Linked DNA regions of Homo sapiens: region 2 is linked to region 1. The links are chromatin loops, found by intact Hi-C in ENCODE. Cell type or tissue: PC-3. All regions are shown on one strand. Each heading gives the region's core, and the rest is flanking DNA. Links, peaks and the distances in the headings are about the cores only.

What was found. Peaks named below come from ENCODE experiments on the same cell type or tissue, not always from the same donor. Only the 100,000 strongest peaks of a DNase experiment are listed, where the experiment ranks them.
Region 2: a loop joins it to region 1, with 4 times the contacts of the local background. A loop is called at or near these places in 2 of 110 quality-filtered maps.

What each region holds. Positions count from the first base shown.
Region 1 is chr20:9,583,855-9,599,918 of GRCh38, reverse strand. The region is part of intron 3 of PAK5 (p21 (RAC1) activated kinase 5); the gene reads left to right. All of the region lies in intron 2 of LOC105372523 (a long non-coding RNA gene), which reads right to left. Among named protein-coding and RNA genes, the nearest start is that of LAMP5-AS1, 77 kb to the right of the region's middle. In PC-3, for the core only: no CTCF peak of the experiment used is centred there; DNase peaks (open chromatin) are centred at 5,448, 7,418 and 9,518; H3K27ac peaks cover 2,302 bases.
Region 2 is chr20:9,484,622-9,500,685 of GRCh38, reverse strand. No RefSeq gene overlaps it. Among named protein-coding and RNA genes, the nearest start is that of LAMP5, 22 kb to the left of the region's middle. In PC-3, for the core only: no CTCF peak of the experiment used is centred there; a DNase peak (open chromatin) is centred at 8,445; H3K27ac peaks cover 1,039 bases.

The DNA of each region.
Region 1 (16,064 bases), core at 5,063-13,062:
AATTCCTTGAAAATTACACCAAAAGCGCAAGCACCGAAAGAAAAAAAATGATAAATTAGACTTATCAAAATGCAAAACTTTTTGCACTGAATTACACTGTTAAGAGAGTGAAAATCCGTAGAATATGAGAAAATAGTTGCAAATAATATATCTGATAAGGGATTAATACCCAGAATATAGAAAAATCTGTAACAACTCAGCAACAATAAAAAGAAACAGCCCAACTCAAATACAAGCAAAAGACATAGCTAGATACTGCTCCAGAGAAGATATATAGATGGCTAATAAGTGCAGGAAAAGAAAATCAACATAGTCTGAGAAAATGCAAATCAAAAATCACAGTGAGATACTAAGTCACACCCATTAGGATGGCTATGATTAAAATAATATTTTTAATGGAAAATAACAAGTGTTTCAAGGATGCGGAGACATTGGCATCCTCATGCAGTGCTGATGGGAATACCAAATGGTGCAGCTGCTGTGGAAAACAGTTTGTTGATTCTTCAGAAGGTTAAACGTGGACTTAACTCTAGCAACTCCACTACTCAGTACACCCAAAATAGTTCAAAACAAGGACTTGAACAGATTATTGTATATCAATGTTCACAGGAGCATTATTCACGACAGCCAAAAGGTGCAACAATCCAAATGTCTGTTGACAGATGAATGAATGGATAAACAAAATGTGGTAGATATTATTCAACTTTTAAAAGGAATGAAATTCTTATACATGTTACAACATGGATGCACCTTGAAAACACTATGCGAAGTGAAATAAACCAGGGACAAAAGAACAAGTCTTGTGTGATTTCACTTATATGGGGAAGCTAGATAGGCAAAGTCATAGAAACAGAAAGTAGATTCGAGGTTACCAGGGGCTGGAGGGAAGGGGAATTATTGTTTAATGGGTACAAAGTTTCTACGTGAGATGATTTAAAAAAAGTTCCAGAAAGGAATAGTGGTGATGGTTGTACAACACTGTGGATTGACTGAATACCACCAAATTTTATACTTAGAAATAGTTAAAATGGTAAATTTTATGTATATTTTACCACAGTATAAAAAGAGTTTAAAACAATAAGCATTTATTCAAATTTAAAAGAAAAAAACATACAGCCCCATCAAAAGTGGGCAAAGAACATGAACAGACACTTCTCAAAGGAAGACATTTATGCGGCCAACAAGCATATGAAATAAAGCTCAACATCACTATCATTAGAGAAATGCAAATCAAAACCACAATGAGATACCATCTCACACCAGTCAGAATGGTGATTATTAAAAAGTCAAGAAACAACAGATCCTGGCAAGGCTGTGGAGAAATAGGAATGATTTTACACTGTTGGTAGAAATGTAGATTAGTTCAACCATTGTGGAAGACAGTGTGGTGATTCCTCAAGGATCTAGAACCAGAAATACCATTTGACCCAGCAATCCCATTACTAGGTATATACCCAAAGGAACATTAATCATTCTATTATAAAGATACATGTATGTATATGTTTCTTACAGCACTATCTGCAATAGCAAAGACACGGGATCAAGCCAAATACCCATCAATGATAGACTGGATAAAGAAAGTGCGATATGTATACACCATGGAATACCACACAGCCATAAAAAGGAATGAGATCATGTCCTTTGCAGGGACATGGATGAAGCTGGAAGCCATCATCCTCAGCAAACTAACACAGGAACACAAAACGAAACACCGCATGTTCTCACTCATAAGTGGGAGCTGAACAATGAGAAAACATGGACACAGGGAGATAGGCCAGGAACAACACACACTGGGCCTGTCATGGGGGGAGGGAAAGCATCAGGATAAGTAGCTAATGCATGCAGGGCTTACTACCTAGGTGAGAGATTGATAGGTGCAGCAAGCCACCATGGCACATGTTTACCTATGTAATAAAACTGCACGTCCTCCACATGTATCCTGGAACTTAAAATAAATTTTTTTAAAAACTGTTTATTGTTCCTCACAATTCAGCAAGTTGGCAGTTTGGCCTGTGCTTGACCCATGGTTCTAGCCTCATCAGGGCTCACTCGCATCAGCTTCTGAGTTGGCTAGAGGCTGGCTGGCCTAGCATGGCCTCAGCTGGAAAGACTGGTCTCTGTTCCTCGTGTCTCTCATCATTCACCAGGCTAGTACAGACTTGTACACATGGTAACCAGGCAGGATTCAAAGCTGCACAGCCTCTAGAAACGTAGACTTGATTGGGCACAACATCATCTCTGCTGTATTCCATTGGCCAGAGCTAAACCCAAAGTCAAGGGAAAGGGAAACAGACTCCATCTCCTGATGGGAGGAGGTGCGGAGTCACACTCCAAAGGACATGCATACAGACAGAAGAGGAGAATTGGAACCACTTTTGCATCAACCTACTCGAGTTTGGTTCTGACATTGTTAAGAATGTGTCAGGACACCAAATGGCATGTGACAGGATGTGCTCATGTAAGTAACCTAGGATTTGTTCACATAAAGGGTCAGTGCTTGTTTTAGGAATTTAAAAGTGAAGGAAAGCATACACAAACCTCAGTTCATGCATACAGTTTTCTCTCCCAGTAGGTAAGCACCTATCAGATTGTTTTTCAATCAAGCCAGCTGCTTTGCACTTTGTAGGAGCTGTAACTATCTGGATTAGCTGAGACATGGAGAGAGCCTTCAAAGCAACAGAATTTTGAAGCTAGAAGGGTGCCAGGGAAACCCTCTCAGTACAGATAAGGACCATAGCCCCAGCAAGGGAAAGTGATTTGGTGAAGGCTTCATAGTTGCCACAGATGGAACTTGCACTAGAATCCAGATTGCCAGATTTATAATCCAGCACTCTCTCTAGGACATGGTGCTGATTTCATTTTCCCTGGAATATGTAAACCCCAGTTCAGCCACCAAGGGAACACAATCTATTCTTTGAGACCTTGCAACTAAGAGCATGCTCTGCAGCCAGCAGTATTAGCCTCACCTAAGAGCTTGTTAGAAATTCAGAATATTGAGCCTTATGCCAGACCTGCTCCCTTGGAGTCTGCTGTTTAAGGAGATACCTGGGGCATTTATGTGCCAAGTAGGGTTTAATACGCACTGCATTAGGACACGGGTTTTCAACCTCAAATACTAGGAATTGCCTGGGAGAGGTTTAAAACTACCACTGCCTGGTCTTTACCCCAGAGATTCTTATTTATTAAGTATTTGCTCTTGGGTGCAGTCTGGGCTAAAGGATTTTTAAAAGCTCCTCAAGCCACGACTTCTCTGTAGTCTTTTTTTTTTTTTTTTTTTTTTTTTGAGACGGAGTCTCGCTCTGTCGCCCAGGCTGGAGTGCAGTAGTGCTATCTCAGCTCACTGCAAGCTCCGCCTCCTGGGTTCACACCATTCTCCTGTCTCAGCCTCCCGAGTAGCTGGGACTATAGGCGCCCACCACCACGCCCGGCTAATTTTTTGTATTTTTAGTAGAGACGGGGTTTCACTGTGTTAGCCAGGATGGTCTTGATCTCCTGACCTTGTGATCCGCCCGCCTCGGCCTCCCAAAGTGCTGGGATTACAGGCGTGAGCCTCCGTGCCTGGCCTCTGTAGTCTATTTCTAAGATGCTGAAGACATTGGCAGCTTTTTATATAGTTTTCTGTCTGTGCAGTGGGGTAGTATTTTCCTAAAGAGTAAACAGCCTTCAGAAGACCCTAGTTGATTGACCTGCTCCAGCATCCTGGGTCAGATGTAAGATCAAGGGATTTTAAAATTGCTGAGGACTACTTAAATACATTTTCATAAGGGAGGAAATTAAAGACCAGAAGTGGTCATTGAGAGGAATTTTTTAAAAATCAACTTTGTTTCCCAAGTGGAATAGCATTAATGTACAATGAAATTCCATGTAATAAAGGTGTGGCAAATTACATAGTTCAACAGTGAAGGCCAAGAAACACGTAAATTATGGAAGGAAGAAGAGACAGAAGGGAATGCAAGTAGACTACAGGCCTTACACATGAACAAAATCAATAGTTAAGCTATAAATTTGATTTTTTTCAAGCCTCTGGGGAGTCCATTTGAAACAGTTACAAGATTTCTATCAACAGAAAAGGGGAGTGGGAAAAGCAGAATTTCCTCTAGGAAAGCCAAGCTTTCTAACTCTAATTTGTAAATAAGTGTGTCAGGAGGCCTTTCTAGGGGGACACTTAATGAAGTAGCGAACGATGTCTTCAAGAACATTCCTGGGCCAAAACACCCCTGGATTTTATGTTTCTTGTTAAAGAACCCCTGGATTTTATGTTTTTGTTAAATCTGTGGTCTTTATGTGAAAACAACTGATAGAATACAATTTTGGAAACAGGAAAGATAATGTTGTTTGAGTCTCTTCTGATGTGTGTGTTTTGCTTTATCTAAGATATAACTAAGCTTTATCTGAGATATAACTTAGAGAAGAGGAGCTTCAATTTGGCAAGGCAGCTTAGAGAGGAAAGAAGTGGATCATCTCTCTTTGTTGGTACAAGGGTTTGTGCTGTTCTGTTAGTATCATTGAGGGAATCAATGGGATTATTCAGTAAACTCTTTTCAGAGTCCTGCATTCTGGACTTAAACTTGCCCTCTTGGATAAACACATGGGATAAATACGCTCCATCATTCAGTCACAGAATGCATTCTAGGAGCATAATGTCCAGAGGTGCCCTTGGTGTTGTGAATCAATCATTTTTCCTTTTCTGTTTTGAATTGCTGTTTCTTTTTCTATTAAATGAAAGAATGACCCTATTAATCTGAAGTTTAGGGGCTAGATTTTTTTTATTTGATACTATCTCTCTCTCTCTCTATATATATGTATATGTGTATATATATGTATATGTGTATATATATATGTATATGTGTGTATATGTACATATATGCACACACACATCTAAATACACCTAAATATACATATATCTAAATGTATGTGTATATGTGTTTATATATATCAGTAAATTCTCTCCGTAATAAATATATGATTTTATATATACACAGAGGGAATGGACTGATTTTAAAATCCTTATTGAGTTGAAATGGTTTGGATCATGAAAAGGGGACCTTAGGAGTAAAGACTAAATCAAAGGCAAATGGTTGTGGACCAAAATTAGGGCTGTCGAAGCAGAAGTTGATTAAAAAGATTTATTGGAAGTCAAATGTGAGAAATGACCTGGGAAAACACACCAGCAAAGTTGGGAATGATCCAAAGTCTGTTACAAGTTGGAATGCTTTTATAGGAAAGTATGGGAGAAAGGAGAGGGACTCCCATATCAGAGTTGTCCTTTTTCATTGGAGGGTACAATACAGGGATTATTGTCATTGTCTACAGATTGCAACATACAGGCTAACACATCTATGTGCAAGACAATCAGTGAAATTTCCTGATTCAGATACAAACCAGCAAAACTTCATAATTCAGAAACAAATCAGCATCCTTTTCAATGTCAGTAGGTTACTCATTAATCAGTGTGTCAATAAGATAAGGAACTCAGATAATTCTTTACTCAGGAACAGGATGTTGCCATGAATCACAAGACCTCCCCAAGGCAGACTAATTTAGAAGCCTGCAAATGTGACCTGCAGGTTGTCTTGGTTGACCAGTGCTGTCCAGACTTCAATGTATATTTTAATTACCTGGAGATTTTGTTAAAATGCAGATTGTGATTCAGTAGATCTGGATGGGGCTGCAATTCTGCATTCCTAACAAACTTCCAGGTGATGGTGATGCTGCTGGCCTAGGGACCAAGCTTTGAGTGGCAGGAGGAGAAGTTCTAGCAATATGGTTCCCAAACTTGGCTGCCCATTGGAATCCCCTGAAGAGCTTCAGAAATTACTGAACCCTAGAACGATGATCAGAGATGTAATTGGTCTGGGAAGAGACCCTGGCCTCCACCCTGATGATTCCAATGTGCATGGCTGGGAGCCCCTGCAATTGAAGCTGCCAGATGAAGCGGAATCTCTCACTGCCTTAGCCTTTCCTACAGGTTATTAGAAATCCTCAAGGTGCATTCTTAAACCTTCCATTGGGTTTCAAAGGAACAAAATATTTTAAATGTGAACACATCTCTTACCCCTAGATAAGGAGGGGGAGAGAGAGAGAGAGAGAGAAAGAGAGAGAGAGAGAGAGATCCTTGGGATAAATGTCTCATTTTGCAAAAAGAAAAGACATGATTTGATTCTGTATATAGCTTATCTAAATGAAAGAAATGTTGCAGAGTTAGCGTTTCTGCGGTGCAAAAGGAAAGCACCTTAAGGAATCGCCACACTGTCTTCCACAATGGTTGAACAGAGTTGAACAATGAGAACAAATGGAGACAGGGAGGGGAACATCGCACACCGGGGCCTGTCCGGGGAGTGGGGGTCAAGAGGAGGGAGAGCACTGGGACAAATACCTAATGCATGTGGGGCTTAAAACCTAGATGTAACAAACCTGCACGTTCTGCAAATGTATACCAGAACTTAAAGTAAAATTTAAATAAATAAATAAATAAAAAGGAAAGCACCATAGACTTGCAGGTGTCTCTGGGTAAGCCAAGTTAGTACATAGAGATGCATCAGGCTCCACTGGTGGGATTGGTAAAGAGATTGAGGATGAAGGGAGCCTAACCTACCAACTCTTTTTTTTTCTTTTGATACAGGGTCTCACTCTGTTGCTCAGGCTGGAGTAAAGTGGTATGATTATACCTGACTGCAAACTCCAACTCCTGGGCTCAAGGGATCCTCCGACCTCAGCCTCTTGAATAGCTGGGACCACAGGCACTTGCCACCATGCCCAGCTATTTTTTTTTTCTTTGTAGAAAAAAAAAGGGATCTAGCTATGTTGCCCAGGCTGGTCTGGAAGTCCTGGCCTCAAGCAGTCCTCCTACCTCAGCCACACAAAGTGCTTGGATAACAGGTTTGAGCCACCGTGCCCAGCCCTGCCAACTCCTAATAGTATGAATAGCATCATTTCTTTGGCATTTGCTAAGAGTTACTGGAATATTTCAGCTACGGGCTTGTATCTCTGATTGGGTTTAAGAGATGGGATTTTCTTCCCCTCTGAACCAGCCACCCACCCACAGCCACATCCCACAACACCTGTTCTCTCTCCCTTAGACTTTCAGTCTTTGACCTTGCTGCATTCTCCTTACTTATCAGCACTCTCCTTTAATAATCTCCTTTCAGCTTAAACTGCATGGTTCATCCACATTCTAGTGCCCATTGCTACCTACCTACTTGCATGACAGCTGCCTGGCAAACACCCATTCTGAGTATATCCAATGTCCCACCTTTGCAGAAGCTGCCCATAGAGTGCTGCATATTTGCTGGACAAGTCAAGCAAACTTTTGGTTTGGTGCAATTCCAATGTATTTTGACAAAGGAATAATTTATGTGTAATAAGATATACAAATCATAAACGTAAAGTATGCCAAATTTTTACAAATGTATGTATTCTTGTGACCACAACCAAGATCAAGATATACAACATTTTCATCACCCAGAAAGTTCCCTTGGGCCCCATCCCAGTGAGCACCTTTCCCCTAGGGGTAACTAGTACTCTGACTTTGATCACCAAAGAGAAATTAGTAATGAATATCAAGGAATGTTTGGTAAAGCTGACTAAGGTACATGTGCTTGTTTGTTACATGGATATTACACGCATAGTGGTGGGGGTTCTGCTTCTAGTGTACCTATCACTGAAATATTGAACATTGTACCCAACAGGTAATTTTTCAACCCTCATTCCTTATCCACCATCTCCCATCCCTGCTTTTAGAGTTCTTAGAGTCTATTCTCTCCATCTTTATGTCCGTGATGACCTTAATATTTAATGGGGTTAGAAGTTTCAAACTTTTGAGACATATGGAAGACTTGGATTGCAACTTTTCTCTTCTATTTTTTGCATAAGGCATACTCTTTTCTTGGCATCTAAGAACAGTCAATTTCTGAAATATGAATTACAGTGCATAGTTACAATACCAACTTTATAGTTTAAAATGTTATTTGACTGCCTACTGGTTTTATTTCCAGATTAACAAGTTTCTTAACATTTATTATGCCTCCAAGAGATAATTTCCACATTTGTAAAGATTGTTTGAAATGTCAGGTAAAACAACAACAACAACAGAAATTTAAATTTAGGACATGCAAAGGTAAATTTTTCTTGGCTAAATTTAAAATAAATATGCCTTGTACTATAAGAGAATGCAATACATTGTGGCCCTTAGCATTGCATATTAGCAATATTTAGAGCATAATTTAATCAGTTGGTTGATTTGGGGAGGTAGTTGCAATTGATATGTAGACTACATGTTTTATTAGTTATTACATTTTTAAATGTCAGAATCTTGAGTAAATGCAATGTAACATTTCCTTTGTTATAGAGAAAGAATTTTCAAGTTGCTTTAAAGGCTAATTATTTCAAAGACCAGTCAACTTATTTTTCCCCAATTTCCATAAATTCTGAGTTTTGAACATCCTTTCTTTAAAAAGCTTTGTTTCTGGAAATATTTTATATTCTGCCCCCCACAGAATATGCTTACATTTCTTTCATTGTATCTCAAAGGGTTTGGAGCTTGTCTTTCTGGGTTTTGACTATCCTTTCTACTCCTGAGAGTTGAAGTTGAGGGTGCTGACAGGGTGTTGTGGTTTTCATATTCTATAGAGAGGCAGCATTTGTAACAGGTAGGTGTGAGCCTTGCTTTCAAACCTCCCACCTGCTAGCTGAGTGACACTGGGAAAATTCCTTGGCCTCTCTGAGCCTCACTTTCTTCCTTCTTATAAAGGGGTAATAATGCCATACCTTGGAGTCATATTATGATTATTATATATTGGAAAAATACTTCTAATCATCTTGGCACACAGCAAGTGTTTAATCCATGGTAGTGACTAGAAACTCTTATTAAACCAATTTACGGACTGATGGCAGTCATTTTATTCGTCAGTTCACAAATTCTTTAAAGTTCAGATCATATGGAGGACAGGGCATGAGGGAGGAAATGATGGATTCTTGTTTATGCCCACAACACCTACTGTTGCCTAAGGTGACCTTACCACCCAGCAAGAACTTGGCCAGTCTGCTTCTCGAATTGCTGTTCCAGAAAAGCTCATTTGCGAACAGTGTTGGGTTGTTTATTTGGGTTGCTTATTCTAGTCAATTGACTTGGCCAACAAACTGCATTTCTTCAGGAGTGGGGAGAACTGTGTTTCATGTCCTCCTCTGTGACAGAACTGCAGACAGTAAACGAAGTGATGCCTGTGGTGCCATATGACTCCCTCCCTCTAAGAAACCACATTCAGCTTTTGGGGAGGCTTATTTCTTTTTTTTTTTTTTTTGGCACAGCCCATGAATCAAATACTAGCAGAGTTTTCCCTCCAAAGATGAGACCTGTGTATCTAGATCAGGGTTCAGCAAACTTTTTCTGTGAAGGGCCTGAGAGTAAGTATTTTACACCTTGCAGGCCATATAGTCTCTCTTGCAACTCAACCCTACCATTGTGGTGCACAAATCCAGCCATACTCTCACCATATGTAAATATTTACAAAAACAGGCAGAGGGCCAGATTTGGCCCATGAGTCACATGGCTTCCTGACTTCTGCTCTAGATCAGTTCTGCTCAATACAAGTAAAATGCAAGCCACGTATTTAATTTTACATTTCCTAGTAGCACATTAAAAACAATTCTTGGCCAGTCCTGGTGGCTCATACCTGTAATCCCAGCACTTCAGGAGGCTGTTGCATGAGATCACTTGAGGCCAGGAGTTTGAGACCACCCTGGGCAACATAATGAGACCTCCTCTCTACATTTTTTTTTTAATTAGCCAGGCATTTTGGCACATGCCTGTATTCCTAGCTACCCAGAATAACTTGAGCCCAGGAGTTTGAAGCTATAGTGAGCTATGATTGCACCACTATACTCCAGCCTGGAAGACAGAGCAAGACCTTGTCTTCAAAAAAAAAAATTTGTAATATATTAAAGCATCTTGATTTTTAAAGATGAAATGTTTTTAAGTCTTAGAATAGAAAGAGACAGATGCCTTACCTTTATGAGTAACCTAAGTTTGCTGAGACCAGCCTAGCCAACATGGTGAAACCCCATCTCCACTAAAAATACAAAACTAACTGGTCATGGTGGTGCATATCTGTAATCCCAGCTACTTGGGAGGCTGAGGCATGAGAATCGCTTGAACCCGGGAGGCAGAGGTTGCAGTGAACAGAGATCACACCATTGCACTCCAGCCTGGGCAACAAAGGTGAAACTCCATCTCAAAACAAACAAACAAAAAAACAGAAATTGGCTTTTTGGATTCCATGTGATTAAGATTATTACATAATTTGTTAAAGAGGGATTTTCTGGTTAGAATCCCTTACCACTACCTCCACTCTGAAATATGTTGCCTGAATTATCTTGTTTTCCAGGGATATGCAATGCTCAAATGTTCACCCAATTAGCCCCAACCACTGTTGTTACCAAATAAAAGGTATATGTAGAGAACTGAAAGAAAATAGATAAAATATCTATTGGTAATAGCGAGTGAAAATATTTATTGAAAATATCTAATGATATTACAAAATCCAAACAAGAGTTACCGTTTCTTCCTATAAGGATCTAAGTAGATCAAATCTGTTTGTTGTGACTATGTTACCTGATGTTTCCAGCTACCTGCCTTAATAAAAACAAGGAAGACAGTTCTTTACCAACAGGGTAAGAATTTAGATAGACAGTTTAAAAGTACATAAGTTCTGAGAGAATCTTTGTTTATACTTCAGTTGTGGAAATATTTAGCTTATTAACCTCCTGAGCTATATTTACCTGAAAGACAAAATGAAACACGTTTGAGGCACACAGAAGATACTGCTTTTGAAAAAGAGATGTGAGGTCCTATTAGGGCAAAGCTGTTAATTACACACTTCATTATTGTCAAGGTTAATACAGTCTGTGAGGGCAGAGGCACTTTTTCATCTCTTTTCGGGGAACAAGGGGAGACAGCTGTTTTCACAGACAGATCCATTATAGCTTATCACCAGCCAACAGCCCATGGAAGGAGCACTATGAAATATGGCCACTGTCACTGGGAGCCTGAATAGATGCTGAGCTGGTCCAGGGTACAATGGAAAGACAATGAGCACCATGGCTTCAAACTCAAATAGATTGGGTTGCATTGATTTTTAATGCCTGGAGGTTCCATGGCATAAAATCCACCAATCCTCTTGCAGTTATTGTATTATTGATCTCTATAAAAGTGCACAATTTTGCTTTAATGAACACCAGAGACGGACAATAATAATTAGTGGTTCTTCTGTTTGGAAGCCTGGTTAAACCGTGTTGGAAAACTCTGCATGTTTGGATTTTCATTATTACTGCTTTGCCACTTATGATTCTATAAAGTGAAACCTGTATCAGCAAAACAAATACTGCCTTGGTTCTGATTTAACAGGTCTTCTTTTCTTATACTTTTTTGGGTGGGGCACTAATTTGTTTTTAACAAACATTTACATTTTGCAACCCCCTGCTTATTAACACTGAGCTAATAGTTTTCATTGAAACGGAAGAGTGTGTGCTTTATTTAAAGTGTGATACATTTATACCATCAACAAACATTTTCAAATGCTAACCATGGAAATGAAATCCAAGAAAAGACTGTCTTAGGACATGCCTTAGTTTCTTTGCCCTTTTGTTTGGTTGGTTGGTTGGCTTTTAGATTTTTCTTTCATTTTTTTACTATTGGGTGATTAAAATTTCTTCTTTCTAAATGTTTGTAACCACATCATATCTTTTGTAGTGTTCGGATTTTGTTCATCAATAACTCTAAGGCTTCTAGCCTTATAGTAAGAGCATGGTGCTAAAGAAGCAGGTGTACCAAAATGGTGAAATAAATGGAAGTCATCGTTTTGGTTAAGCTGGAGAAATGTTTCATCTTCAAAGGGAATGAGAAAATGAACATGTAATTCCCAATGTGTATATATAGTGTAAACGTACTTAGCGCTATGTATGTATATATAGAATACAATACATATAGTACATTTAACACTATATTATAGATAGTTAATAAAATGCATATTTAATACAACTTATATATATGTATGTATATACATATAATGCTGACTCTTCTTATACAGAAAAGCATACCTCAGTCTAACTTTTTTGTTATAAAGGTAACCCTGATTGTAGAAGATCTAGAAAATGCATTAACCCCATTGTATACACAGTGTAACCCTCCGACCATCATCCTCATCACCTGAGAGCTTTTTGGAACTCTAGCATCCCAGGCCCCACCCAGACCTACTGAATCACAGTCTCCCTTTAACAAGATACTTGGGTGATTTGTGTGCACTTTAAAGTTTGAGAAGCACTGGACTGAAATATAAATCACCCCTAGTCTTCCCACCCTGAGATGACAGCCACTATCAAAATTTTACTGTATTTCTATCAACTTTTCTTTTCTATACCTATCTTTCCATTTAAATCTTGAAAGTCTAACTTGGTTAATTTTTCTGACTCATACATTACGTTTTTAAGAAGAATAACTATAGAATGCTGATTGTTAATTTGAAAGTATTCCGCTTTTTAGATCTCAGAAGGAATATTTATGTAACAATTGTAATTAATTTGAGATACATCTGTTTAAATTCAAGAAATATGTATTTTGTATCTAAAGTTACTAATAGTACTTTAAAGTCTCCCACATCAATTATCCCTTTTTTCCCACCATATGAAGCTAGATTTATTTCTTCTAGGTGTTGTTTGTAGCTTCCTTTCTTCTTCATTTATTATCAACCTAATTTAAAAGTAAAATTTACCACTGCAGCCCGCCACCCCGCCCTGGCCAATAGTTAAGTAACTAGCACTTATAAGTACTTTGTATACGTCAGGAATCATGCCAAGTTTTTTACACATATTACTGTATTAAATAATCACATTAACTCTGTGAGGTAAGGATCTAGTCTCAATGTTTTATGGATTAAGAGACAGTGACTTAAAAAGGTTTGATAACACTTAATATTACCTATCTCATAAGTGCTATAAGCCTAAGATACAAAATAATGATAATAAATACTACATTTTTAAACAATGTTTCTTATCAATTGGCAGTCTTTGTCATTTCTTCTAAATAGCATTTAGCTTATAGCAGTATTAATATTTTTCTCGGGATACCTGGTGACAAGTGCACAGAAAGAGCAGGTCCCCAGTTCTGAGGCCACACATTAATTCACATGATGAAATAGTGACCCTCTAATCTCCTATAGAAATGTTAATGAACACACTTGGGAGACAAAAAATCCCTATGAAATTGTATTGATTCCTTTTGTTTATTAATTTCCTAAATATAAGATATTTATAGCACGATTAATGACTGAAAAAGCTCTATTTAATAGGCCTTCATTATGTTGTTCTTAGTAATCTAAAAATATTGATAGGTAGTATAGGCCTAGACACATAGATACTATAGTTCTGTTTTTTATCCATCTATAGATATTTTAGGATAAATAGATGCCTCTTTTTGACATGTAAATTTTATTATTTCAGTATTTCTCAAAAATGAAGTGTTAGTTTAAAGTCTACCCAATCAACTCATTAATCAAATTGGAAGGGTTTTAGTGTAAAAATAGGGAGATTTAAGGGACCTGTAACTTCCAAAGGAGGTGTTCAATAATGCTCTTATCTCAAAGGAATCACACAGGGAATGATTTTTTTTCCTTCTAAATTACCTGTGTCCTAGTGGTGAATTTCTAACACTAACAGTCTACCCCCCATCACAGACATTTGTTAATTTGTGAAGATGAACTAATAGGTTTTTTGGACATAAATTCCAAACAAATAATTGGGATACCAATTTGATATGAGCAGAGAGCCTTTCTTCTGTATTCACAATTTCCATCCTGACCCCAAAGATGGTAGCATCTGAAGGCATACAGATCACCTCTGAGCCTCAGTTGTCCAGTAAATGATGAGCTGGTGATTATCTCTTTTTTCTCTCTCTCTAGTTACATCTATTGCTTCCTCCTAGATGTGCTTCATAGTTCTTTTCTTCCAGAAACTTTCCCTAGACTTTTAGCTTGCTTTTCTCTGATCATTTTTTAAATAATCTTCATGCTTTTCTTAGCCTTCATTGATGAATGTGTAGAAATGTTCTTAATTCATATCATATTTACAAATTTCCGTCCACTGAAGGCAGTGTTTTCGTTGAGGGCATTAGGATGTTTTAAAACTGTTCTCTAGCACCTCCTTCTATCTGCAGCTACAATTCTAGGGGGAAGGGGATCACTAAATACCATCAAGTGATAATATCCCTATTACAAATAAGAGAACAGGTAATGAAATAAAGAATGAAATTAAATCACATAGCAAGTGTGCACTGAAATTGAAATTGGAATCTAGAATTATCCATATTCCGTACATTCAGCAACTAATTTCTGAGAGTGGAGCGCACGATAGAAATATGCACCACAATGACCAATGGCCAATTTGCTGGGTTGTGATGTCACACACCAACGTTGCATTGCTTACTGGTAATATTTTGTTTAGCCTAAAAGAGTCTAAAGCATACCATAGAAAGAGACCTAGACTGGGAGAAAGGAGACTTGGGTTCAAATCCCCTGTTTGTTAAATATTGTTGGCAAAGTCAACTCCAGGTTTCAGGTTTTACTCAGTAAAAAGAAGAGGTGACCTAGACTCTTTCCAAAATTAAGATGCTGGAAGTGATTCCATGGTAGCAGACTGAATATTTTGTGTATTCAGAGATGGGAAGGCATGGGGGGCAGGCAAGAAAGAATAATTGGAATATTGTTTAAGATGGATAGAATTTAAAGAAATAATATTTTTCTAGGATATAGAGCTAAAGGTAACATTGAATATGAAAAAAATCTAATATAGTTAAGCATTGTTTATCAAGTTCAGAGAAAGTCTGGATAAGATAAGATTTTTGCTAAAGGATTATCCGAGTAGATCCAGTGATTCAGAAGGGCCCTTTAAGACCTTGGTGTGCCTTACACTCATTACCCATGTGGCACATCTGTCAACACAAATGCCTGGGATTAAACACACCAGGAAGCTCTTTTGGAGGAACCATGAATTCCTGATGACATTTTGTTTGAGTAACCTGCCTATTGTTCATAAAGAGAGGGAGTAGAAAATGTGCAAGAGTATAATTTCTGTCCAAAAGGAAAAACTTTTAGTTGATACACTGTGATACAAACAAACTGTTTCTGTTTTCTTTTAAAAAACAGTGCAAGACATTATTGAATAGGAAAGGAGGCCAGAAGTTTAAATCCATAGAAGGAAGCAGAACAGATGTCTAAGAGGGCTTGAAGGCCACCCTGAGGAAATAGAGAAGTGGTAAACAAGGCCAGGCGCTGTGGCTCACGCCTGTAATCCCAGCACTTTGGGAGGCCAAGGCGGGTGGATCACGAGGTCAGGAGTTTGAGACCAGCCTGACCAACATGGTGAAACCCTGTCTCTACTAAAAATACAAAAACTAGCCAGGCGTGGTGGTGAGTGCCTGTAATCCCAGCTACTGGGGAGGCTGAGGCAGGAGAATTACTTGAACCCGGGAGGCGGAGGTTGTAGTGAGCCAAGATCATGCCACTACACTCCAGCTTGGGTGACAGAGCAAGACTCTTTCTCAAAAAATAAAATAAAATAAAATAAAATAAGTGGTAAACAGGGAAGATACAACTGAAATGAAATAGGAAGCTGCTGAAAGAGACTTGATATTTTTAAGGCTGAGTTATAGCTGTTTCATCTTTCCTCTGCCAAGGCTGCTCATCTTTTACTCTTCACAGTTATTGTTTCTCCCAAGTTAATCTGTGGGGTGAGGATGGATGTTGTTCCTCTGAGGAAAGGTCCCAGGTTATATACATGATTCTTTCTTTCTCTAAGGGAGGCTCCAACAGAGCATCCCCTACTTTGGCAATCAATCCATCAATTTATGCACCACCCTCAACAATGACTACATTCCATATAATGAATTCCACACTATGGAATAAAAAAGGAATAGGCAAAAAAAAGACTAGGATATTAGTTTATGAACACTGACTATATTATGCTCAGTGAAAGAAGTCAAGCTGAAAGGCTCCAGACTGTATGATTCCATCCATATG
Region 2 (16,064 bases), core at 4,439-12,438, 99 kb after region 1:
TGCAGGGGAGGATTTTCAAGCATCAAAGTCCAGGGATACAAAAGAGTATGAAAAACCAGGAAAACTGGAGGCTATTCTGTCTGACCGAAATGTGTGTTGTGTCTAAAGCAGTGATTCTTAACCTTGAACAAGTATCAGAATTGCCTGCAGGGCTTGTTGAAGCACATTGTTGGGCTCCTTCCCCAGAGATTCTGATTCCATAGGACTGTAGTGCAGCAAGAGAACTTGCATTTCTAATAGGTTCCCAGGTGACTCTGATACTGCAGGTCCAAGGACCACACTTTAGGAACTGCTGGCCTGGGGGAAGGCTGGAGGAGGGAATCAGTCATCTCAGCTCGAGTGCTGCTGTACACTCAGCCTTGGTGCATATGCTCAGATGAGGCATAGAGACCACGAGGGAAGGAGGGCAGTAAAGGGCTTTTCACTTCCTCATTATCATGTGCAATAAATAGAGTGCAGGAATTTTTTCTATAGCTTTCTAAGTCTGGGGAAAGCAAACACTTTTCCTTGTGTCCAAGATGTCCCCTTGTTTTTTAAGACTGAAAGAGAACAAATACACTAACTTTTGTCTACACCAGACTCCTTTAAAGAGCAATGTCTCCATTGTATCCCAACTCTTAGATTACTGTTTCCATGAGGAAACTGAGGCCTGGAAGATTAAGTGCTGGGATACAACTCCCCTACTCCCAGCTTTTATATCCCCATTAGTAAAAGGGAAAATAGGGCCTAGAACTCACTGTGCTGCTGCCAAGACTCTCCCTGCCCCTGTCTGCTCCTCAGCATCCACAGTGTCACTACCACCATCTGGAAACTATCCAGACTATTCTCCTGTGTCCTTTATCCCTACCCTGTCAGGGACCTCCATGAGCCCAGGCCCTCAGCTCCTCCTTATACAGCTCTGAAACCCCCCATAAGAATGTCATCTCCCACCCCACTTATCTTCTGGAACTCATGAACAGTCATCAGCAAAATTCCTGAAATCTGCAACTTCTTCTCTGCAAATACCCCTCCCTTGCTTGCTCTAACTCAGATCAGGATATTCTATGAAGGGACACTGCTTTCCGTGCAGCCCTTTCAAGAGGGAGCTGTAAACTCCCAAACTTTAGTGCCACTGTGTCTGAAGGGTGTGTGTCTCCTTTAATCTTCATTGTTGTTCTCCCAGACTACTGTCTTATTTTTCCCCCCAAGACAGCCCCTTCTCTCTCAGCTTCATATCTGATGTTATCGGACTGTAACTCCACTACTCTTTCTCATGCAACCATGTACTGTTACTCCCATCCCAACAATGAGTGACGCCTCATTCTCTGAATATGTTAGCTATCGACTCAAGATCACTCTCTGTAATGTTCCTCCTCCTCTTCCTCCTCTTGGTGGTTTCACTATCCATAGCTGTGGCTTTCTAATCTCACCAATTCCAGTCCCTCAAGCTCCTCCCTACTAATGGTCTTCTCTTAAATTCTACCTCAGCCATTTAAACCATGATCCAATTACCTTCCAGTCACCGATTCATTTCTCTGCTTCTTTTCATAGCATGGCTCTTTGAAATGACTGTCTACAAGCACTATCTCCATGTTTTCTTCCCATTCTCTTGAGCCCACTTCAACTGGGACCCACCCAAGTTGGTCTTGTTGAGGTGTGATGGTCTTTGATGTGTCAACTTGGTTAGGAAATTTTATTCAAACAGTAATTTAGGTGCTGCTGTGAAGATATTTTGCAGCTGTTATTAAAGTCTATTATCAATTGACTTTAAGCAAGGGAGATATTTTAGATAAACTGGTGGACCTCATCCAATCAGCTGAAGTTCTTAAGAGCAGAGCTGAGGATTCTCTGGAGAAAAAAACAATCTGCCTGTGAACAGAAGCCTGAGAGTCCCAGCCTGTCCTTCCTAATGCCTATGGAATTTGGACTTATCCACTTATTCCCCCATAATCACATAAGCCAGTTCCATGCAGTAAATCTCTTAACAGGTATCTTCTACTGGTTTTGCTTCTCCATGGGTTCAACCTAAACTGATACATGAGGTTTTTCAGGTTTCCAAGATGCCAAATTTAATGATAAATTCTCAGGTCGTACTTGACTTAGCCAAATTTGACAGTTGATTATTTCTTTATCAAGGCCCTTTGCTCATTGGCTTCCAGAACAGTTCACTCTCTTGCATTTCTCATGAGTCACTGGTTTCCTCACAGTTTCCTTGGCGACTCTTCCTCGCTTGTGATTACTTTTTTTTTTTTTTTTTTTTTTTTTTGAGACAGGGCTTTCTCTGTTACCCAAGCTGGAGTGCAATGGTGCAATTACAGCTCACTGCAGCCTTCACCTCACAGGCTCAAGTGATCCTCCCATCTCAGCCTCCCAAGTAGCGGGGAGTACAGGCATGTGCCACCACACCTGGCTAGTAGTTTTTTGTTTTGTTTTATTTTTGTAGATACAGGGTCTTCCTATGTTGGCCAGACTGATCTCAAACTCCTGGGCTCAAGCGATCCTCCCACCTTGGCTTCCCAAAGTGCTAGGATTACAGTTGTGAGCCACCATGCCTGGCTTGTGCTAACTCTTAAGATGGAAATGCTAATCCTCAAACATCTTCTTGTCTCTTCCTACTGTTCCATCTGGCTGAATCTGCAGCTAGAGTTGCCTCAAAAGTGGTGGCAGGAGAGTTCCCACTAGGGACTGCTTCAGAGTGTTCTGAGATGGGGCCAGTGGGGATTCCAAAGAAGCGCTAAACACCAGGTTGATTGTCCAACGAGTTTCTTAGATGAATTTATATAGACAGGGTGCTGCAGCTTCCTTGTGAGGGACAGTGATACAGGAGATGTTTTACCCAGGTATGTCTCCAGTGAAGGGGTTGGGTTATGAAGTTTATCTGGAAGTTTAAGGAATTTGGCTCAGAGCAGGGGCTAGTTTCTATGTGTTTAACAACATGTTTGACCTTTTAGAGTTTTGGGCAACAATGCAAACAAGTTTACCAGTGCGTGGAAATGTTGAAGGCCCCAGCTTGAATTTAAGGCTTCAGGGATTAAACATGAAGCTGGCCAGGTCACAGGACAGTCAGAATACAGAAAAAAAAGTGGGAGGATCTGGAAGATTATATGCTCTACACTCACTCAGTTGACTGTATCATTCAGTTTTGTTTCTTTAAACAAAATGCATATGTTCATGATCTCAAATGTTTGCCAAATGCCTACTCAACATCTATACTGGGTTATATAAAGCCGTTTATAACTAAACATGTCCACAATGGGGTTTTTTCTTTTTAGAGACAGGGTCTTGCTCTGACACTCAGGCTGGAGTGCAGACACATGGTCATAGCTCATTGTAACCTTGAGCTACTGGGCTTAGGCAATCCTCACAAATATCTGGGTCTACAGACACACACCACCACAACCAGTTAAATGCAACCTTAAAAATAATTTACAGACAGGGTCTCACTGTGTTACCCAGACTGGTCTCGAAACTCCTAGGCTCAAGAGATCCTCCTTCCTCAGCCTCCCAGAGCACTGGGATTACAGGTGTGAGCTGCTGTGCCCAGCCTTAATGGTTAATTTTATCTGTCAGCTTGGGTAGGTTATGGTGCTCAGAGGTTTGGTCAAACACTAGGTTCGATATTGCTGTGAAGGTATGAGATATGATTAATATTTAAATCAGTAGCCTTTGAATAAAGTAGATTACCCTCCGTAGTATGGGTTGGCCTTATCCAATCAATTGAAAACTGTAAGAGAAAAGATTGAGGTCCTCTGAGAAAGTGGGGAATCTTCTCCAGGCTGCCTTCAGACTCAAGCTGTAAAGTCAACTCTTCCCTGGGTCTCCAGCCTACTGCTTTCCTGCCGATTTTGAAATTGCCAGCCTCCATAACTGTGTGAGCCAGTTTCTTAAAATAAACCTCTCTCTTTCTCTTTCCACATTCTATTGGTTCTGTTTCTCCAGAATTCTGGCTAATACAAAGTTCAAAACCAAACTCCTAATGCCTCACCCTTGCAAAAAAAACCCTGCTCCTTGTCAAACTACTCCATTAAAGTTAGCTACCGCTAACTATAATGGACCTACGGGGACATGGAGAATGAGTGTCTTGCCAGGCTGAAGAAGCCTCAGTCTCTGAGCCCACAGGATGGCCAACCAGCCCTGGAACAATGATCCCAGATTCTTCGAAGGAAATAGAATGCTAACATGTTTAAGCTACAGTTAGAAGGTGTTTTTCATCTTTCACAGCCACTTAATCCTTACTGCTGGGCATTTCTATTGGAGGAGCAGCAAGAGCAAAGGGCTCTTTTAGAGACACGGTCTTGCTCTGTCACCCAGGCTGGAGTGCAGTTGCGTGGTCATAGCTCATTGTAACCTTGAACTGCTGGGCTTAAGCAATCCTCCCAAGTAGCTGGGAGTTACTCAAACCAAAACTTTCTAGACCAACACTGACTCCTCCCATTCCATCATAGCCCACATCCCATCCAATCTATCAGCAAATCCTGGCATCTCTCCCTTCAAACTAGACACATGATCTGACCACTCCTCACCATCTTCATTGCCCTCTCCCTGGTCTATGCCACTACTCTCTGTCATCTAGATAAGTACCTCCTAATCAGCCTCTGCTTCTGCCATGGTGCTGCCATGGCCAGTTCTGCACATGGGATCAAGAGTGATTCTACAGTGTAGGTAAGGCTTTGTCATGCCTTCCTCGAAACTCTGTAATTGTTTCCCATTTCATCCAGATGGAAAAGCCAGGCCTACCAGGCTTTACATGATTTGGCCACCCTTGCCTCTTCTGCAATCACTCAGCCCCTTGGCTCTGCTCCCATTCTGGATGCTCTCCAGCCCCTGGCCCTTTGCTCTTGCTGTTCCCTCCACTGCAGATGCCCAGCAGTAAGGATTAAGTGGCTGTGAAAGATGAAAAACACCTTCTAACTGTAGCTTAAACACGTTAGCAGTCTATTTCCTTCAAAGAAACATCCTGGGATCATTGTTCCAGGGCTAGTTGGCCATCATGTGGGCTCAGAGACTGAGGCTTCTTCGGCGTGGCAAGACATTCATTCTCCATGTCCCCGTAGGTCCAACCAGCATAGAAGAGCACAGGGCACAGGAGGAAGAGGTTAATGGAGAGGCCACTGCTGTATTCTAAGGAAGGTTCGCCAACACTTCCACTGGACACTTCTCCTGACGTTCCATTGCTCAGAATGGAATCATATGGTCATATGTTCATACCTGGCTTCAAGGGAGCCTAGGAAATGTAGTATTTACTCTGGGAAGCCATGAACCTAGCTGAGATCCAGTTCTATTCTGGAAGATGATGGGTGGAAGGATATTGTGGGGAACACTAGTACTTGCTATCTCAGCACCTTTTGGAATGACAAAGATGCACAGTGTGACTGGGGTAGATTGATATGAAACTAGATTGGAGAGGCAGGTAGGTATGGAAGGTTATTTCCAAAATGGCTGCCCAAAATCTCTCCCATTCTTGTATATTAATATCCTTCTTCCAATCAAGAGGTGGACCTATCTTCCCTCCCCTTTGAGTCTGTGAGTCTGGGCTGACCTTATGACTTAATTTGACCAATGGCATAGACCAATGGAATATCATGGCCTAGGCTTTAAGAATTGATTCTGGCAGTTTCCTTTGTTGCTCTCTTGAGATTCAGCGTCCAGGTAAAGAAACTTGAACTTGACCACTAAATGTGGAGAGATATGTGGAGAGGGAGCGAGCAGCCCAGGCAGACATCCCAACTGGGGCACCAGATGTGTCAGGAAAACCATGTTGGACATTTCAGCCCCAGCTGGGTTCCCAACCAAGCACAGCCATACAAGCGACCCCAGTCAATACCAAGTGGAGCAGAAGAACTAGCCAGCTGAGGTCAGCCAACCTAGAGCACCATGAGAAATAATGAATTGTTGTTGCTTCAAGCACTCAGTTTTGGGATAGTTTGTTATGCAACAATAGATAACTGGAATAAAGGGCAGAATCACATGAAGGTTTATAGGCTTAGGAAAGGAGTTTGGCCTTTATTTTTAGTGGAGAGGGAAGTATTATGGGATTTTAAGCAGATGACCTGCACAATCAGTCTGATTTATACTTTAAGAAGATCACTCTTCTACTGCGTGCAGAGAGGATTGCACGAGCTCAAGAGTGGATGCAAATGAAACCAGGAAGCTGTTAGAGTGGTCAAAGCAAGAGATGACATTGGTTACAACCAGGGTGGTTATCTCAGTAGTGTTGAGAAGTGATTCCATTTCAGAAATATGCTGGAGGAGGAGCTGATAATACTTATCGATTATACCAAAGGGACAAGAGAAAGCCATTAATCGAAGATAATCCTGAGAGTTTTAACCTGAGGCTGGGAAGGAGCAGGCAAGAAACCCAGGAATTCTAATTTGAATAACTTAAGTTTGAAATGCCCATTAAATTTCCAACGGCAGCTTTGAGTATTTGAGCATCAACAGGGAGGTCATTGCTGGATGTATAAACCTGAGACTCTGATTACCAAGGATCCTTCTTGCCTCTTGAAAGTTGGGTGTGTTGCTTTATCCTTGCTCTTAGAGTGGGGTCCATTTTCTCATACAAATGCAAAATATCACTGAACCCAAATATTAGACTTTTACATTAAGAAGAAAATTTAGAAAGGCACACTGTCTTTGAGACAGAGTCTCATGATTTTCTTGGCACCCGGCATGCATATCTGCTAGACTTGGGATGATTAATGGACAAGATTGTTTGTGACCCACTTATGGGCTGTTTCTTCCATTATAAAGCCTTTGAAATCTGGAAAGCTGGCTGGATTCAGTTTCAACTGGAAATGCACCATCCTTTTTTTTGTTGTTAATCATTAAACAAAGCCCACAATGCAGTCATATCTTTAGAGGTTTTATTGTTACTAAAATATAGCACACATTACGGTATTTGTGTCTTTCATGTTTTCTGTCCTAATGGCTAGAATATCTAAGATGGGAAATAATAATGCAGAGCTGGTTAGTTCTCACTGACTTTGATAGTTAATTTTGATAATTCAAGAGTACCTTATTTTAGATTATTCGGGACTTTTGTTGTTTCTATTTCTTGCGAATAACGTCCATACCGGAGGATAGCCAGAGAAAAAGAAAAGAGGAAGCAAATAACTCTTAATATTTTTTCCTTATCAAATAATCCACTAAGAAAATTTCAGGATGTGTCTTTTTGCATAACATTGAGGAGTCTGCCATCTAACAGGAAAGTTAAGGCACATATATGAACATCGGGCACACTCCAGCAGCTGGAAGTATCATTTTTTTAAACAAAGTAAGTCTACTTTGAATGTTCTCTCCCAATGCTGCTAACTCTCCAAAGTTGAAGGGGAGCCCACTGCAGTAGACACTTTTGGTGCCCCACTCATATTCCCTTGTCTCCTCAACCTCCCATAGCTTTAGTACTATCTCATTCATGCCTAAGACTTCCTGCCTCTGGCACATGCAGCTCTCTCCCTGAGGGCTTCTCTGGCTCCAGGAGCTTGCTTGGCCCATGAGGGGCTGGCTGGAGCTAGCTACTAGGGAGTCACTACCCTCAAGAAAAACTCCCATCCAAAGAGAAGGGAATGCTGATGGATAAATACCCCTTGTCTCCACCCTGGTGGGACAATTCTGAGGTGTGTGCTACACCATCCTGCCGAATATCTAGGGGGATTGTGCCCATCGCCCACAGAGGTAACATTCTCCGTAATTATTCCTTTATTGTTTTACTTCCATCCCCCAAACCCTCATTCTATTTCCTGGGATCACCTCCAGATAAAATACTTGCACTCAAATTTTTGTCCGAGGCTCTACTTTTTGCAGAACACACACTGTGACATCCCGCACCATTTGTCTTCTTCTTCAGAACCACACAATCACACTACGGCTTTTAAACACCTGGGGAGTGGGGGAGGTGCCCACTCCTCAGTCCCAGAGGTCACTGTAGCCATTGTCTCCTGTCCAACCCAGCAAGGGCAAGCGTGCCGGGCCCAAGGAAGCCTTCATTCTTGGCAGCTCTCTTTGTCTGCAAAGGTTCCAAAAGCAGCAGAAACCAAGGCTTGGAATCAGTCAGGCAGCAGAACCATCTAAGGTTCTGCCACTTCCTGGCCCTGGACTTCAGAAACCCTGTGTCTTTGAGGGCTCCAAGGAGACTTTGTTGCTTCTCCTCCCCGAAAGCTAGAGTTGGGTTCCTGCCACTCTGCCTCTGCACCCCCATCCCTCCCCTCTTCTCTACTCTAGGGTAAATGGGCTAGACTGAAGGCTGGCAAACTTTCCTTGCAAAGGGCCAGAGAGCAAACATTTTAGACGTTGCAGGTCATATGGTCTTTGTTAGAAATCTTTGACCCTGTTGTCATAACGCAAATGCAACTAGAGGTCATATTTAAGTGGATGAGCATGTCAGTGTTCCAGTACAATTTTTTTATGGACACTGAAATTTGAATTTCATATAATTTTTATGAATCACCAAATATTTTTCTTTTAACATTTTTCCAACCACAGAAACATAAAACCCATTCTTATCTCATGAGCCATATAAAAACGGGTGAGAGACCAGATTTGGCCAGTGGAATATATAGTTTCCTGACTCGTAGACTAGACTTTCAAAAGCAAAGTTCTGTTTAGATTTTATTACCCTGCTGAACTCCCTTTTTGATTGGCATTCTTTAAACCAAATCTAATTAATATTGGGAATGCATGGGATTTATCAAATCCTGAGGTATTATCAACAAATAAATCCTTCTAGTGCAGGGATCATGTTTCTTTGCATTTTCCTCACAGCACCTTGTATGATGGTATCCATAAATTAATTTATAACAGCACCAAAAGCAGGGAGTTTATTATTTGTTCATTTATTTTATTTTATTTTATTTTGAGACCGAGTTTCACTCTGTCACCCAAGCTGGAGTGCAATAGCATGATCTTGGCTCACTGCAACCTCCGCTTCCAGGGGTCAAGCGATTCTCCTGCCTCAGCCTCCTGAGTAGCTAGGATTACAGTCGCCCACCACCATGAGCTGCTAATTTTTTTTTTTTTTTTTTTTAAGTAGAGACGGGGTTTCACCATGTTGGTCAGGCTGTATTATTTGTTCTTTACTGTGCTAAGTGCTGTACTGAGGGGCTCACTCACTCATTTCCTCATTTGAAGCAGAAATGATAAAAACTGTACTAATAGGTTGCCATGACAATGAAATGACATTGTGCCTTTGACAAATGCTCTTTGTTCATTGTAAACTGTCAGGTGGTTTTGTGTTCATGGTTTTTAAGAATAGGATGTGATGATCTCTATGACAGTGTGGTGGTTCTACAGAGAACAGAAATTTGGACCCAGGAGAATAAATGGGTTCTGTTTTTTAATCTCCATGGTGTTGCTTTGTGACCTCAGATTCAACATTTGTACAATGGTGATAAGGTTCTCCATTTGCCTGTAACATGAAAATTAAATGAGAGAGCTCACTAAATGCTATAAACATGTTAGATTTAACTTTAACATTCGGAGTCTGTGCTATGAGTGTGTGTGTGTGTGCGCGTGTGTGTGTGTGTGTGTGTGTGTGCGTGCATGTGGTGTTTAGGCAGAAATCTAAGACGGCCCCCAATACTCTCATCTCCTTGTACATGTACTCTGAATAACCCCTTCCCATGAAGCATGGGCAGAACCGTGAATCTGATAAATTTAACTTCCTTGATTAGGTTGCATTACCTGAAATGGGGGAATTTTGCAGATGTAATTAATTTAGCAGATATAATAAGTCAAACCAGTTGACTTTGAGGTAATCAAAAGGGAGATTATCCTGGTAGGGGTGACCTAATCAAGTGGGTCCTTAAAAGGAACTGCTAGATCCTTCCTGAAAGAGGAATGCTAAAAGAGATTCTGCTGCTGGCTTTGAATGGGTAGGCTGTCATGTTGTAAAGAGGACCTATATATACGGCCTTGTGACAAGGAACTAGGCAGCTTCTAGGAGCTGAGAACTATCCTTGATCAACCAACAGCCAGCATGGGAGTGCGGATTTGAATCATATAACTGCGAATAACTGAATTCTGAAAATAACTACTTGAACCTGGAAGTGAATCCTGAGCCTCAGATGAGAACACAGCCTAGCTGACGCTTCACTTTAGTCCTGTGAGATTCTGAGCAGAGAATCCAGCCACACTGTGCCCAGACCTTTGACCTACAGAATTGTGAGATAGTAAGTGGGTTTGCAGTAACTCTGTGGTCATTTGTTATGCAGTAATAGAAGAGGAATACAATGTGAACTTGCAATCTACATGAGGTGATAAGAATAAGTGTGTAAAAGACAAAAGTCTAGAACTAATGGCTAACAGACGTGGTCTGGGTCATAAATTCTGCATTCCATTGTGAGTAGGGAAGAATTTGGAAGGGTGTCATGGGATGGAAGCATCATAGACAAAAGATTCCTGAGATCCATCTTTTCTCGTGAAAGGAAGAAAAGAAAGCATTTTGTTAGATAAGGTGGGACTGGAGCATGGGAAGTTTGTGCCTCCACATAGTTTGAGGTCATGAAGACAAAGACAAGCGAGTGTTTCAAGAATGGGGCAATGGTTGACTGTGTCAAACATTGCAGAGAGGTTTTGATGAGCATGTAGAAGAGACACATGGGATTTGGCTAGGTGAAGGTCATCCACATCTTAAGCAATGCCAATGGACATGATGGGAGTTTAACAGTGAGTTTACCTCCACATTTGTAATCCATTGATATTTGACAAGGATGCCAAGACAATTTGATTGAGAAAAAGTTTTTTCAACAGAGGCTCGGTAGATCTCTAGAACTTATGTAAAAACAAAAACAAAAACAAATGGTTCTGGGACAACTAGCTATCCATATACAAAAGAATGGCATTCACCCTTACAGTAGATATAAAAAGAATTCATAACGGATCAAAGACCTACATGTAAGAGATTAAACTATACAACTCTTAAAAGAAAGCAGGCATAAATCTCAGTGACCATGGATGAAGCAATGGTTTCTTAAATATGACACCAAGAGCACAAGCAACAAAAGAGAAAAATAGACAAATTGAACTTCATCAAAATTTAAATTTTTGTGTTTCAAAAGACACCATGAAGAAGGTGAAAAGGCAACCCACAGAATGAGAGAAAAATTTTGCAAATTATATATCTGAAAAAGGACTAGTATCTAAAATGTGTAAAGAACTCCTACAACTCAGTAATAAAAAGACAACACAATTTAAAATGAGCAAAGGTTCTGAGATATATATTTCTACAAAAAAAGATATACAACTTGCCAATAAGCACATGAAAAGATGCTTAATACCATTAAGGATCAGGGAAGTGAAAGTCGAAACCATAATAAGATACCAACGACACACACACTAGGATGACTATAATAAAAAAGGTAATAAGTATTGACAAAGATGTAGAGAACTCAGAATCTTCATACACTGCTGGTGGAAGTGTGAAATGACGCAGCCACTTTGGGAGACAGTCTGGCAGTTCTTCAAAGAGTTAAACGTAGAGTTACCATGTGACCCAGCAATTCTACTCCTAGGTATATACCCAAGAGAAAAGAAAACATACATCCACACAGAAACTTGTATGTGAATGTTCATAGCAACATTATTCATAATAGCCCCAAATCAGAAACAACCCAAATATCTATTAACTGATAAATGAATAAATAAAATGTATTATCTTCCTTTAAAGCTTGGTATACTGAAAAAGTTGGAATTTGTCTCTTCAGAGGTATCTAATGAATATTACTCTATTAAACATCTTATTGAAATGAACTTTGCTAACCAATTATTAAAAGTATATCAATCTAATACATTTTTCCAAATATTTAAAATCATACCTTTATATATCATGCAAAAATAATGACATGATATTATTTTAAAATTCCTAAAAGAGTTTCTATAGAGTATGTATTAAGATGAAGAGGAGTTCTCAGCTAAAAAGGTAAACACAGCCACAAATGATCTTCAAAATACCACTCTTTGAACACTTAGGATATGCCTGGAACTGTATGTATTAAATGATTCAAAAGCTAACTTGATTCTCACAGCAGCACCATGAGGTAGGTGGCATTACATCCATTCTACAGATGGAAAGCTCCAATTCTGCGGCATTAAGTAGGATGCCTGAAGTCCGCAGTTAGTGAATAGCGGAGTTAGGATCTAAGCTGTAGTCAGTGGGATCCCAAATTAGACTGTTAATTGCCACACTGACTTCTACAAGTAGAAAGTTTCATCTATCTCAGCTGATCCCAGTTGCACCCATTTCCATTTTGCTTTGCACTATCATTTAATGTTACTGCAGATCCCCTTGGGAGAATTTATGCCAAATTCATCATCTGGGTTCTCTTTAATCTGACAGCTGCCACCTTTCCTAAGTGGATATTTCTGCTATTTTTCTCGGGTGTGTCATTTCCTGTCCCTTGTGAGAGGCTCTCTCTTAAGTTACTCTTGTATTGTTTCAAATCATTTTCTGTTGCAGACTTGGAGAGTTGGCATGGAAAATGCTAGAAGGGAAGAATAAAGAGAGTCTATTCCACATCCAACTCTGCCTCCCTCACTCAGCACAGGCTTTTGAGAGGAGTAGAATAGTTTCCTTGTGGAGCAGCAAAGCCTGCTGAATTAATTTTATGCTCAAAACTCTTCTGAGTAATTATGCCTCTTCGATGGTTTCCACTAGGCAACAGGCTTCAGAAGTAAACTTTGTTATTTTGGCATCATCCCTATTGGTCTTCTGAATGTGTATATGTATTTTTGTATACTAAATTATATTTCATTCCCCCCATTCTCTTTATACCATGAACATATATCTATTGCTATATTTTTAAAACATGGGTTTAATTGAGAATTATACATGCAATGGAAGACACAAATCTTAGGTGTATTCCCTGATTCCCTGATCAATGTTTACCTGTATAAACACCCATGTAACCTCCACGCAGCGTAAGTTATAGACCAGCAGTTCTCAAAATCTTTGGCCTCAGGGATTCCTTAACACTCTTAATATTTTTAAAAAACTCAGAGTTTGTTTATGTGAATTATATCTGTAAGCATTACTATGTTAAAAATTTGAAACAGGAATTTCAAAATATTTCTCAATTCAATAAAAATAACAAAACTGTCACTTGTTAATATATAACCAATATTGTACTATTACAATAACTTTTTTGTGAAACATAACTGTATTTTCTAAAAGTTGGTGGGAGGAGTGGCATTGTTTTACATTGTTGCAAATGTCTTTAACGTATGGCTTTACAGAAGTCATCTGAGTTCTAATGTCTTTTTCTTCATTCGGTCTGTTGTGATATGTCATTTTCACTGCAGTATATGAAGAAATCTGGCCTCCCACAGAGACGGATTTGGAAACAAGAGGACTACACAGACCCTCTGACAGTCTCTTGGGGGACACAATGGCTTGCCAAGGGATCCTTGATACACACTTCGAGAACCACTTGCATAGACCATCACCATCATCCTGGAAGGTTTTTTCAGAGAGGACCACTACTCTGACTTCCTTCAAGATTAGCATTGCCTTTCCTTGATCTTCATGTATGTGGAATCATAAGGTAAGTACTTTCATGTGTTCTACCCTGTGAATATACTACATTTCATCAATGCATCCTCCTATTGGTACACATCTGATTTGTTTCTAGCTTTTTATTATTATGAATAAAGAACATGCTTTTTGATGAACACATACACAATACACTCATTTCTTTTTTTCTTTTTTCTTCTTCTTTTTTAAGATGGGGTCTCGTTACGTATTGCACGCTGGGGTGTGGTAGCTATTCTTGGGTGCGATCATAGAACACTACTTTGTACTCTGGGATTAAAGAGGAGGCATAGCCTTGAATTATATTGTCAGCCTCCCAAGTAGCTTGGACTGCAGGTGTGTATCACCATGTCTGGCTTACACTCATTACTCTTAGAGTGTAATTGCTGGGACATAAGATTGGCAGACGTTTAGCTTAATAGACTTCCAAGCCTTAGAAAATATTTTTACTTTGCTGAATTTTATTTCAGCATATATTATTTAGCATAATATACTTTTAAATTATTCGAAATATATTTAAATACATTCCTCTTATTAATACCTAATATATGCTCCTATATTTTTCTTTTAAGAATTTTGCTTTAAAATCAGTCTAACTACTCAATACCATATATTTCCATTGCTAGACTATTGCATTTAAAAAATCTGTGTCCCATATTTTATGCAATTGGACAAAGTAATGTGGTAAAGTAATTCCCCGTTTATCTGCAATTTTAGGACCCATAACTCAAACAGACCAGTCCGAAAGCAGCTACTTAATATTAGCATCCAAGACTGTGGCAGGAGGTCATTTGAGTGACCAGGGAGCCCAAAGGAAAAAGAGAGAAGGTTTAGAAGCAAACCAAAAAAATGAAAAGACAGGGAGGGGGAGGGAGAAAGTCAAAGAAGAAAGAAGAAGAAGGAGTAGGAGGAGGAGGAAGAAGAAGGAGGGGGAGGAGGATGAGGAGGAGGAGGTGTTTGTCAAATGACAAAGTTAGTTGAAATCATCAGCAGTCCAGCTTAGAGGAAGTGAACAGCAGACACTCAGAAGGTTACAAATAAAAAGAAACCTGAGACATCAAACATGAGGCTTAGCAGCTGGAATCACTCCCTGAGAAAACCATGTTCCGTGCCTGTAGGTGATTCCAGTGGCTTTTGAAAGCTGCAGTCTCTGGGACTTTGAAATGAGACTGTTTTATCATCTTCCTGTTCCCAGAGCTTGGCTGTATCAGTTAGTTATGGCCACATAACAAAAAATATCAAAACTCAGTGGCTCAAATCAACATCCATTTCCTATTTCTCATATGGTTATAGGTTGGCTGGGTGTTCCCACGGCTCTGGGAAAGGCATGGCTGATCTCAGCTGCAGGCTCACACATCTATTGTCAGCTGGTAAAATGAACGAGATAACTCCACTCTCTGCAAGTCGCGCATACCCGCCAGCAGGCCAGCCTTCTCATGTGCTCTCACGGCAGTGTCAGAGACTTAAAGTGAAGAAACAAAAATGTGCCTCCACTCGTGTCCAGTTTGCTGCTACAGCTTGAGTGTTCCTTATCCAAAATGCTTGGGACCAGAAGTGTTTCAGATTTCGGTTGTTTTTAGATTTTGGAATATCTGCATATACATAATAAGATATCTTGGGGATGGGATCCAAGTCCAAACACAAAATATATTTATGTGTCATTACACTGTATACACATAGCCTCAGGGTAATTTTATACACTGTTCTAAATAATTTTGTGCATAAAAAATTGGGGCCATTAATGCCACCCATCTACCTTATGAATATCGCCTAAAGCTAAAACTGTTGATAAGTTTTCAAAATAGAGTGCATTACTGGTAAAAAAACAAGTTGAAGGGCTGGATACGGTGGCTCATGCCTGTAATCCCAGTACTTTGGGAGGCCGAGGCAGGCAGATTGCCTGAGGTCAGGAGTTTGAGACCAGCCTGGTCAACATGGTGAAACCCCATCTCCACTAAAAATACAAAAATTAGCCAGGCATGGTGGTGCGTGCCTGTAATCCTAGCTACTCAGGAGGTTGAGGCAGGAGGATCACTTGAACCCAGGAGACGGAGGTTGCAGTGAGCCGACACAGTGCCACTGCACTCCAGCCTGGGCGACAGAGTCACTCTGTCTCAAAAAAAAAAAAAAGAAAAGAGAAAAAGTTGGAAGTGTGTAACAGTGAAACACTAAAAGAACATAACTGACCCCATTTTTGTTTAAGGGGCCTTTTCCTGTTCCTGCACATAGGCTAGGCTAATTTGGGCACACAGATAAAATACAAAAATAGCCATTTTGTATTTGTACTCTGGGATTAAAGAGAGAGTATGTAAGCAACTATGTTTTGTTAAAGATTTATAGGAACATTGTGACTTGGCTAAAGACAAAGACAAAGAAGTTTCCAACCTCCTCAGACCCTTGTTGGCACTCAAATGTCTGCAGTTGTCAGTCACCTCTTGATCCCAACTCCTCCTCTTCCCACCACCCTTAACATAAAGAGTCTGAAATGAGTACTGACCAAAGATGGTACTTTAGGACGCTAGTCCACCATCTTCTCAGTTTTCTGGCTCTTTGAACTAAAGTC